Linked DNA regions of Mus musculus: region 2 is linked to region 1. A link is a contact called in ENCODE Hi-C data. All regions are on one chromosome and are shown on one strand. The core of a region is the stretch at or near the end of the contact, and the rest is flanking DNA. Distances in the headings are between cores, read along the strand shown. Region 1 holds the start of Nr1h2 (nuclear receptor subfamily 1, group H, member 2). Region 2 holds the start of Spaca4 (sperm acrosome associated 4).

The links. A loop is a pair of places that touch in the nucleus more often than their neighbours do.
Region 2: a loop to region 1 is called in a map of regulatory T cell, with 3 times the contacts of the local background. The contact joins the promoter of Spaca4 here to the promoter of Nr1h2 in region 1. A Hi-C loop is called at or near these places in 2 of 37 maps with a recorded cell type or tissue (gastrocnemius and regulatory T cell).

What each region holds. Positions count from the first base shown.
Region 1 is chr7:44,551,834-44,556,463 of GRCm38, reverse strand. Nr1h2 (nuclear receptor subfamily 1, group H, member 2) reads left to right here and starts at 2,499. Exons shown (of 10, transcript NM_001285517.1): 1 at 2,499-2,655; 2 at 2,756-2,885; 3 at 3,710-3,767; 4 at 3,844-3,957; 5 at 4,219-4,509; 6 at 4,605-4,630. The coding sequence starts at 3,728.
Region 2 is chr7:45,723,423-45,728,052 of GRCm38, reverse strand. It overlaps Spaca4 (sperm acrosome associated 4), which reads left to right and starts at 2,237. Exons shown (of 1, transcript NM_027055.3): 1 at 2,237-2,946. The coding sequence starts at 2,477. The coding sequence ends at 2,860. It overlaps Fam83e (family with sequence similarity 83, member E), which reads right to left. Exons shown (of 5, transcript NM_001033170.4): 2 at 4,445-4,612; 3 at 4,075-4,199; 4 at 977-1,421.

The DNA.
Region 1 (4,630 bases), core at 1,250-3,749:
GATAAAAGTGGTTGGGTCATTTGCTTTGAGGAGGTGCTATCCGCCGCCCCCCCCCCCCCCCGGGCTCAGAGGGCCTCGGGAACCAGTCCAACCTCAGATAACCTCAGTGTCCTAGAGGACACTAAGTCATATGTTTAGGTTTGGAGTGGGGAGCAACCCTGCTTCCAGGGCCAGCATCTCAGTGAATTCAAACAGTATGTGACAATTTACTAATATAATGTATATTAAATGTAAACATAAACACACATACATATATAAGTGTATAAATACATGCTTAATGAAAAACAGTGAGCGCATGACAGGTCCCAGTTATGGCAGAGGAGGTTTATTGTAGATATAGGGAAGAGACCATCCGGAGGCATTTGTAAGAGTCCAGACTGAACTGGGCCAACAGAATAAACCGGGCCATGGGGTCAGGGGTGAGAGAGGGAGGATGGGGGAACCAGGACACAAAGAGGACCAAGAGAGCTAAGGGACATGTAGCCAAAACAACTGGATTATGTGGGAATGAGAATCTTGGGGAAAAGGCTGAGGGTAGGGGTAACTATACACTAACAGGTATTGGTGATACTGAGAGGGACTGGCGCCGAGTCCACATATTAATATGCACCTCAGCTATCCGTCCAGGCTTTGGCTTTTGTTTGTTTGTTTTGAGACCTATCACTTATTTCTGAAAAAAAGCATGGGTTAGTGGCTGGGTCTCAGGACCAATTTTGTTGCATGACTGAGGTAACGTAGGCTCCAGCCTCAACTTTGTAAGAATTTGTTAGATTATCATAGCATGGCACTTTTAATCCCAGTACTCATGAGGCAGAGGCAGGAGGATCTATCTCTGACCTGGAAGCCAACCTGGTGTACATAGAGTTCTAGGACAGCTAGAATGGCGAGACCATGCTTTTAAAAGGGGGTGGGGGTTAAACCAGGTAGTGGTGGTATGCACTTCTAATCCTAGCACATGGGAGGCAGAGGCCTTGGCCAACTCTCTTAGGAGATGAAGGCCAGCCTGGTCTACAGAAGCAGTTCTAGGACAGCCATGGCTACACAAAGAAACCCTGCCTTGCAAAACAAACAAATCAACAAGAACAACAGTGGCCGGGCGGTGGTGGCGCACGCCTTTAATCCCAGCACTTGGGAGGCAGAGGCAGGCGGATTTCTGAGTCCGAGGCCAGCCTGGTCTACAAAGTGAGTTCCAGGACAGCCAGGACTATACAGAGAAACGCTGTCTCGAAAAAACCAAACCTAAACAAAACAAAACCAAAACAACAACAACAAAAAACAAAACAAAACAAAACCAAGAACAACAGCAACAAAAGTTAAGTAAAAGCAAGAATTTGTGCTTAATAAAGATTCCCAACTGTCCATAAGTGGGGAGTGCGGAGAAACAATCTCTGAATGTTTTCCATCTGAGATTCACACAAGTATTTCAATCTTTTGTGAAAAAGCTGGTATTATTACTTTTATGGGAGAGGGGTTGAGGCTACTTGTTTATTCACATTTAGCTGATGGCCAGGTCTCACTTCCTAGCTCAATTTGGCTTCCAACTAAAAGCAATCCTCTTGCCTTGCCTGGGTCTGTTTGCTTATTGCAGGCATGGGTCTGCACCCAATTTGCCTTTTTTATATTTACTTCTTCCTATTATGAAGCTGAATGCAAAAATAAATTCTTGTATAAAAAAGTTCCTGGGCTGGAGAGATGGCTCAGCAGTTAAGAGCACCAATTGCTTTTCTGAAGGTCCTGAGTTCAAATCCCAGCAACCACATTGTGGCTCACAACCATCCGTAATGAGATCTGATGCCCTCTTCTGGTGTGTCTAAAGACAGCTACAGTGTACTCACATATACATAAATAAATAAATCTTAAAAAAAAAAAAAAAAGTTCCCGAGGCGGGGACATCAAGAGAGTCCAAAGTGAACAAGATCCAGAATCAGGACATGTGAGGAGGAGGAGAAGGAGAAGGAGAGAGAGGCGAGCCAGGAGAGTAAAGGACCCAGTAACCAAATCGGCTGGATTATAAAGGGAAGGGCAGCCCAAGCCCTGAGCTGGAGAAGTTTAAGGTATGAAAAGCCTTTAAGCTTTTTAGGCTTAAAACCATCCTGTAACCATCTTGCCATCTCCAAATTTAAAATATTTAGAACCAACATACAGGGCTGGAAGAGGAGCTGCTACCGCAATAATGGGGAGGTAAAGGCAACAGGCTCAGAAGTTTAAGGCCACCCTTGAAATAAGAGATCCTGTCTCAAAATCAAGACAAAAATTTTTTTAAAAAGCAGCCATGCAGCACCGCTACAAAAGTAGAGAACTTTAAACTACTCAAAAAGGTTAAAACCTGCTTCGTTAGCCACCTGCGAAAAGAAACGAAAGAACTTTCCGGAACTTTTTTCTGAGTCCCAGAGGGGAACTACCAGAAGAAATAAACTTCCGGTGTGCCACTTCCGGCCGAGGCCTCACAGTCGGTGGCGCCCTGGCAGACCGGAAGTCTGTCACCTTTCCCGGTCCGCCTACTTCCGGAAGTGACGCGCAGCGGGGTTGCCGGAAGAAGTGGCGAAGTTACTTTTGCTTTTCGCTCAGCAAGCGCTGTTGCTTCGAGCTACTCCCAGGCTTCTGAAGTTACTTCCAAAGTGCTGTGGAGGCACAATCACCGGTGCGGACACAGAGGCAAGTGCGCCGGGCGGCCGGGCAGGTGGGACTGAGCCCGGTACGCGGATCGCCGTGGGTCCCGCTTAGCGCGCGCATCCTTCCCTCACTTTCCTCGCAGCTCTCGCCTCCCACGGCCGTTTCCAGGGCAACAGAGTCGGAGACCCCCTGCGACCCCCCTCCCGATCGCCGGTGCAGTCATGAGCCCCGCCTCCCCCTGGTGCACGGAGAGGGGCGGGGCCTGGAACAAGGTGGGCGTGACTCTACGGGGCGGGGCGTAGGGAAAGCCTATGGTTGGTGGGCGGGGGCGGGACACAGATGGGCAGAAGGCCTGCTGTAGATAGTCTGTGATTAAAGGCTTTTGATTCTTGGGGCGGGGCCTAGACCACTGTTGGGGGGGATTGGGAGGGGCAGAGGCATGGAGGGCGTGGCACAGTGAAGACCTATAATTGGCTTTGGGGGAATGAGAGGGGCGGAGCCTAGGAGGAACGGGGCGGAATTTGGGTTTCTGCTCCAGAGTGGGAAGGGGTGGGGCCAGGGACTTGATGGGATGGGTAGGGTCTGGGGTCTGTATTGGGGTGCGTTAAAGCCTTGAAGGAGCCTATGGTAGAAGGGTAATGGTTGCGCCCTGATGGGAGAGGCGGGGCAAAGTTAGGATCTCCCATGATAAGAGCACAGTTGGTGCTCACAGAAGAGGAATAGAGTTGTTGGGCTCTCTGAGGTCATGATTCGTAGAGAGGTGGAAGGAGCAGTGGGCCGGGTTGGGCATGTTAAAGTGTGTGATGTTTATTAGGAACTAGGGCTGGGAGTGGGGGCTCAATATAGAAGTTAAAAACACTGAGGTGTGGCACAGTCTTGTAATGGCAGCACTTGAGAGGCCGAGGCAGGAGTGCGGAAGATCCCAGGACAGCCTAGAGTAGTGTGTTCCAAGATTTTGGAGGTGGTTCAAGCTGTTCAGCCACATAGTTCGGGTAGCCTGAGCTGTATGAGATCATGTCTCAAGAGTCCGTGAGCACTGGAAGAAGAGACACCCCTATTATGCCCTGTAATTGGCTGGCTCCCCTATGTTCAGCAGGCTGCTTCGTGACCCACTATGTCTTCCCCCACAAGTTCTCTGGACACTCCCGTGCCTGGTGAGTGACGGGCTTTCCCTAGCCAGCCCCTTCCACAGTGTTGGAGAAGCTCACTGTCCTGTCTTCCTTTTCCTAGGGAATGGTTCTCCTCAGCCCAGTACCTCCGCCACGTCACCCACTATTAAGGAAGAGGGGCAGGAGACTGATCCTCCTCCAGGCTCTGAAGGGTCCAGCTCTGCCTACATCGTGGGTGAGATGGGGAGACAGGAACAGGGGTGTGGGGCTTTGTGAAGGAAGGGCGGGGAGATGGTGGCCCCTGTCTTTTGGTCCGCTTTCCCTTCCTTTTCTCCCTGACACCGCCGACTCGTCCTCCGGAGCCCGCCGACCTGCAGATCTTTCCCTTGGCGTTGCAGCCCCGTCCTCTCACCCTCGCTTCGGGACCTCCCATGGCCCGTTCCCCGGCTGCTGTTTCTCTTTGTCGCTATCTCTCATGGCATCTGCTCACCCCAAGTCATCTTAGAGCCAGAGGATGAGCCTGAGCGCAAGCGGAAGAAGGGGCCGGCCCCGAAGATGCTGGGCCATGAGCTGTGCCGCGTGTGCGGAGACAAGGCTTCGGGCTTCCACTACAACGTGCTCAGCTGTGAAGGCTGCAAAGGCTTCTTCCGGCGCAGTGTGGTCCACGGTGGGGCCGGGCGCTATGCCTGTCGGGGCAGCGGAACCTGCCAGATGGATGCCTTCATGCGGCGCAAGTGCCAGCTCTGCCGGCTGCGCAAGTGCAAGGAGGCTGGCATGCGGGAGCAGTGTAAGCAAGGGGTGGGGCTAGAGGGAGAGCGGGTCACCTGCAAGGGGAGGTGTAAGTGAGGCTGAGGCCCGCCTCTGAGGCCGGCTTTCCCGCAGGCGTGCTCTCTGAGGAGCAGATTCGG
Region 2 (4,630 bases), core at 988-3,487, 1.2 Mb before region 1:
TGGAAGGAGATGGAAGAGAGGGAAGGGGAGGAGGGAGGACAGGTAGAGGGAGGAGGGAGAGATGCCAGTAGAGGAGATGAGGAAGATGAAAGGAAGCCTCCAGAGCCTGGGGGACATAAGTGGGGAGCCTGGAACCCCAGACCTACATGGGATGCCTTTCCTCTTGCCGTGGAGCTGGGGAAGAGCAGGAAGCAGCTGTGGCCATCCAGGGGAACAAATATTTGCCAAGGGAGGAGAACCCCAGATGGAGGCGAGGCAAGGACCTTGACCTGGCCACTCCACTCCTTTTCCTTTAGGTCTAACTTCATAGACAAAGCTGACAGAAATGACTCTGCTCCAGTTACCAGGGAACAGATTGGAAGGCTGAAGCCAGAAAGGGTTAGCTCACTGAGGGACATAACTCCCTCGGCCTGGGTTAGCTCACTGAGGGACATAACTCCCTCGGCCTGCATCCTGGGTGAGGCTACTTGACTCTCCCACGCGGCTCTGCATCTTCTCATGCAACAACATGACTCACACAGAGAGAAACTGAGGCTCACAGACAGCCATTTCTGGCCCAGGACTATCCAAGCAGCTAAACTGGGCTCAGCCATACCCTCATTCTCCATAAAAATGCAGAGGGATTCTCAGTTCCCCTCACCCCCACCCCCTCCATTTCCCCAACACCCTCAGGACAGTCAGATGTAGGATGTCAACAAGTCCTTTGGGGAAACAGTCAGAGCTAAGTTCCAACTCCTCTCAGGTGCCTCAGTTTCCCCATCTGTGAAATAGGTAGGTTAAGTTTAACCAACTTAGGCATGGTGGTGCATGCCTGTCATCCCAATACAAGGAACGTGGAGGCAGGAGAATCAGTTTAAGGCCAGCCTCAGCTCTACAACTCTCTTTCAAAATGACAAGTGTTTCCTGCTTCTGGTGTCCCAGCAGGGCCCCCTATCTCTTGGCTTCTGTGTCTCAGTCCTCAGCAGGGGGGTCTCACCTCATTTTCACCATCACTTGAGCCAGAGAGCTGGGACAGGCGGCTAAGGTCCCATAGGGAGCGGCTGGGTCGGGTCGGGGGACCACTGGTTGTCCTGGTGCGCTGTACACTCCTCAAGATGTCACTGAGAGCTGGCCCCGTGGTGGTGGGGGTCTCCTGTTTGTCCCGCTCGAGGATGTGACAGGCAGCCAGGCGTTGAGCCAAAGGCCCATCAGACAGCAATGGGGCTACAGGGGCCACAGGACAGCGCAGGGCCACACGGTGTGGGCTTCGGGGCAGCTGTGGGCCCTCAGGAGGACTGAACAAAGGGCTTCGAGCCGGAGCTGCAGAGAGCGGCCTGGAGGCTGCGTACAGGACACGGAACTCCTGGTTGAAGGCATCTGCAATTTCTCCTGTGAGCAAGGTCACCAGGCTCCGGTGCAGGCGTGAGTCACTCCATGTGAAGCTAGGGATGGAAGGTGACAGTCAGGAGCTGTACAGGGTGGCAGCTACCCCAGGCCCTGTGACCTTAGGACATGATCTCACAGGGCTCAGCTCCGTTGGTGAAGAGGACAAAAAGTATCTGCCTTGCTGCTAGTCACAACCAACCTGGGGACAACATGGTAATAGAAGCCTGTAACCCTAGCACTCAGGAGGCTGAGACAGGAGGATTAGGAGTTCAAGGCCAGCCTCGGCTACGCTGTTCCAGAAAAGCCTAGGCTACATGAGACTATCTCAAAACAAAAACAAACAACAAAACCCAAGAAAACGTTATCGTGACTACCTAAAGTTAGATGACTGGAAACATGGGCTCTGCTCTGCCCCACTGAGGGACATCTCAGAGTCGCAGTTTATCATGAGGGTGATCTTCTAATACCCGCAGGACCATTTCCACAGATTCACCAGAAAGGCTGTACTTCCTAAGCGTGTGCACTGTACACCAGGATCCAAGAAGCACATCTGCCACGCAGAACATGGGGCCCACCGGCTGCAGAGGGTGGTACCTGTCCTCCGTGTCACGTGACCAGGGCTTTAACACCTCCAGGGCAAATTTGAACATACACAGGTCTTGAATGCATCAAGCAATACTCTATGGCCTCAGTGGGCCATCGGTAAAGTGAGGTTGCTGTGGGCGGGCCGAGCCAATGTGTCGGCGTTATGGGATTATCCTTCAAGCATCCTTACCTTGCCAGGTGAAGGTTCTTGGTTCCCTCAGCCTGTGGTGGACCAGGCTACCTCCCCTCCCCCACCCCCAGCTATCCAAGAACCCTGAGTGTCTGTGAGGTCACTGAGTTCCATGGCCCAAAGGCTTGTGAGCAGGGGTGCTGGCCCATCTCCAACCCGAGGACTGAAGAGCTTCTGAAAAGGACACGTTGTATCGGGAACCCGAAACACTCCAACTGCTGACCCCCAAGGCCAGGACGAGGGGCAGGAGGTGTTCCAGGAGGTCACACTCGGCCATCCAGGAGGTCAAGGAAGCCCCCGGCCTGGCTTGGGTGCTATCCACGCCGCCAGGCCACCATGGTCCTTGGCTGGCCACTGCTTCTGGTGTTGGTTCTTTGCCCAGGTGTGACAGGCATCAAGGACTGCGTCTTCTGTGAGCTGACTGACTCTGCTCGGTGCCCTGGCACACACATGCGCTGTGGGGATGACGAAGATTGCTTCACAGGCCACGGAGTAGCCCAGGGTGTGGGGCCCATCATCAACAAAGGCTGCGTGCACTCCACCAGCTGTGGCCGCGAGGAACCCATCAGCTACATGGGCCTCACATACAGTCTCACCACCACCTGCTGTTCTGGCCACCTTTGCAATAAGGGCACTGGCCTTTCCACAGGGGCTACCAGCCTGTCACTGGGTCTGCAGCTGCTCCTGGGCCTGTTGCTGCTGCTTCAATACTGGCTGTGACCCACAAGAACTGCAGGGCCTAGGGCTGTGCCCCGGGCTTCCGCCTTCATCCCTTTCCCCCATTAAATGGCCAGAGGTGCAGTCTACCTCCTGTGGCCCTGGCTTCCTCCATTCCAGGACCGTGGGAGGCGGGCTGGCAAAGCCCCTGGCTTGCCTTCATGTGGGGCATGGCCTGTGGCTCTCATGGCTCAGCTGTGCCCCATTGGTTCTAGGACGCACATCTTTCCACATTGACGCGGATGCTGCTTTATGTTGGTGTCACCTGAGAGTTCGTGACATGCGGTAAAAATCAATATCAGATGGGGTTTCAGAGGACTTTTTTTTTTTTTTTTTGTGAGCAGGAATGATTTTTGAGGCAGGGTTCCCTGTATGCCAGAATGGCCTCAAATTCTCTGCGCAGCTAAGGACGGCCTCCTCTGTGATCTTCTCTCTGTTGTGTGTCACCACATCCAGCTTTGAAGCACTTAGGTCATGTGTTGGCTACCCCGCTCTGTCCTCTGGCAACGCCAGGATGATAGTGTCACTCCAAAGCAGCATGTCTCAGGGATGGAGGCGGGGTCTCAAAGGGTGAACAGGACCCACAGTGTCAGTGCTGCGTGGGGACTTGTCAGAAACGCACGTTCCCACCACTGGCCACATGAACGCAGGCAGCTGTGGCCACAAATCTGCTGAGTGTGGTCTTCCGTACCCTTCCGGAATAGCGGTTCCTGGTCAGCACCTCTTCACCCTGGGTACTTGGCTGTGTCTGGAGGATTCTGGGATTGTCATGATGTTGAGAATGGGTAAGGGACACACCACTGATTATCTGCTGGGTGGAGGCAGGGATGAGGCTCAGTACGCAGAGTGGATGGGAACCCACAATAGCCTGATCCCTATCATCTCATTCTGACAGGCAGCACAGGAAAGGGGAGTAAGCTGCCTGAAGGCACACAGCTAGGAGCTGGCAGGGTTAGGATCTGAATCCAGCTATCTGGCACTCAGAGCCCAGCCTCAGCTTCCCAAGTTGGGATTCACAAGGCCACTCACCTGGCCAACAGCAGAGACAGCCCTAAGTGTTCTCTGTGGCAGAACACACCTCCTCTCCTGGATGAGTGTGTGGAACCATTGTAGAGATGAGTGCGGAGCCCAGAGACCCAGGATGCTCCCCCATCGCAACCCCTCCCCCATCATGTCGAGAGGGAGGGCTGAGCACAGGGTGTCATGAGGGGACACACCTGTAGGATCCCGAGATGACCCTGTCACCGTCCAGGAGCACGAACTTCTCCCGCACATGGCCGCTCACCTGCCGTCGCCTGCGGCTCTGGAAGGTGTGGCCCTGCACGGTCCGGATATCCAGGTTCTGGGAAAGGGCATATTCTGTGATGCCATCGATACTGTCCCAGCATCCCCAGGGCCACTGATACCAAATCTTAGATCTGAGGATAACTAGTTCTGGATCAAGGATCCAGGACACCCCCCTCCCCAACTCCCACCCTCCAGTGGCATGTGTTTCAGATCTCAGGGAACCCCAGTGACCTAGAGACCCGTGGAAATGTCCCCCTCTGTGGATTAGGGACATTTAGATGGCTCTGGCCTGGCTCCTACCTCAGTGGTCCACAGGTTCACCCCTAACTGCTGGGCTAGTGCCAGGAAGGCAGGCAGATGCTGGTGGTCAAGCAGTAAGTAGACAGGAATCCATCGGCGGGTAGCAGCATCCACCATGTCTCTGAGCAGGTCAGGGTCGGTGAAGACATCCATGACTACAGCCACCAGCTAGGGGAGAAAGGGGTA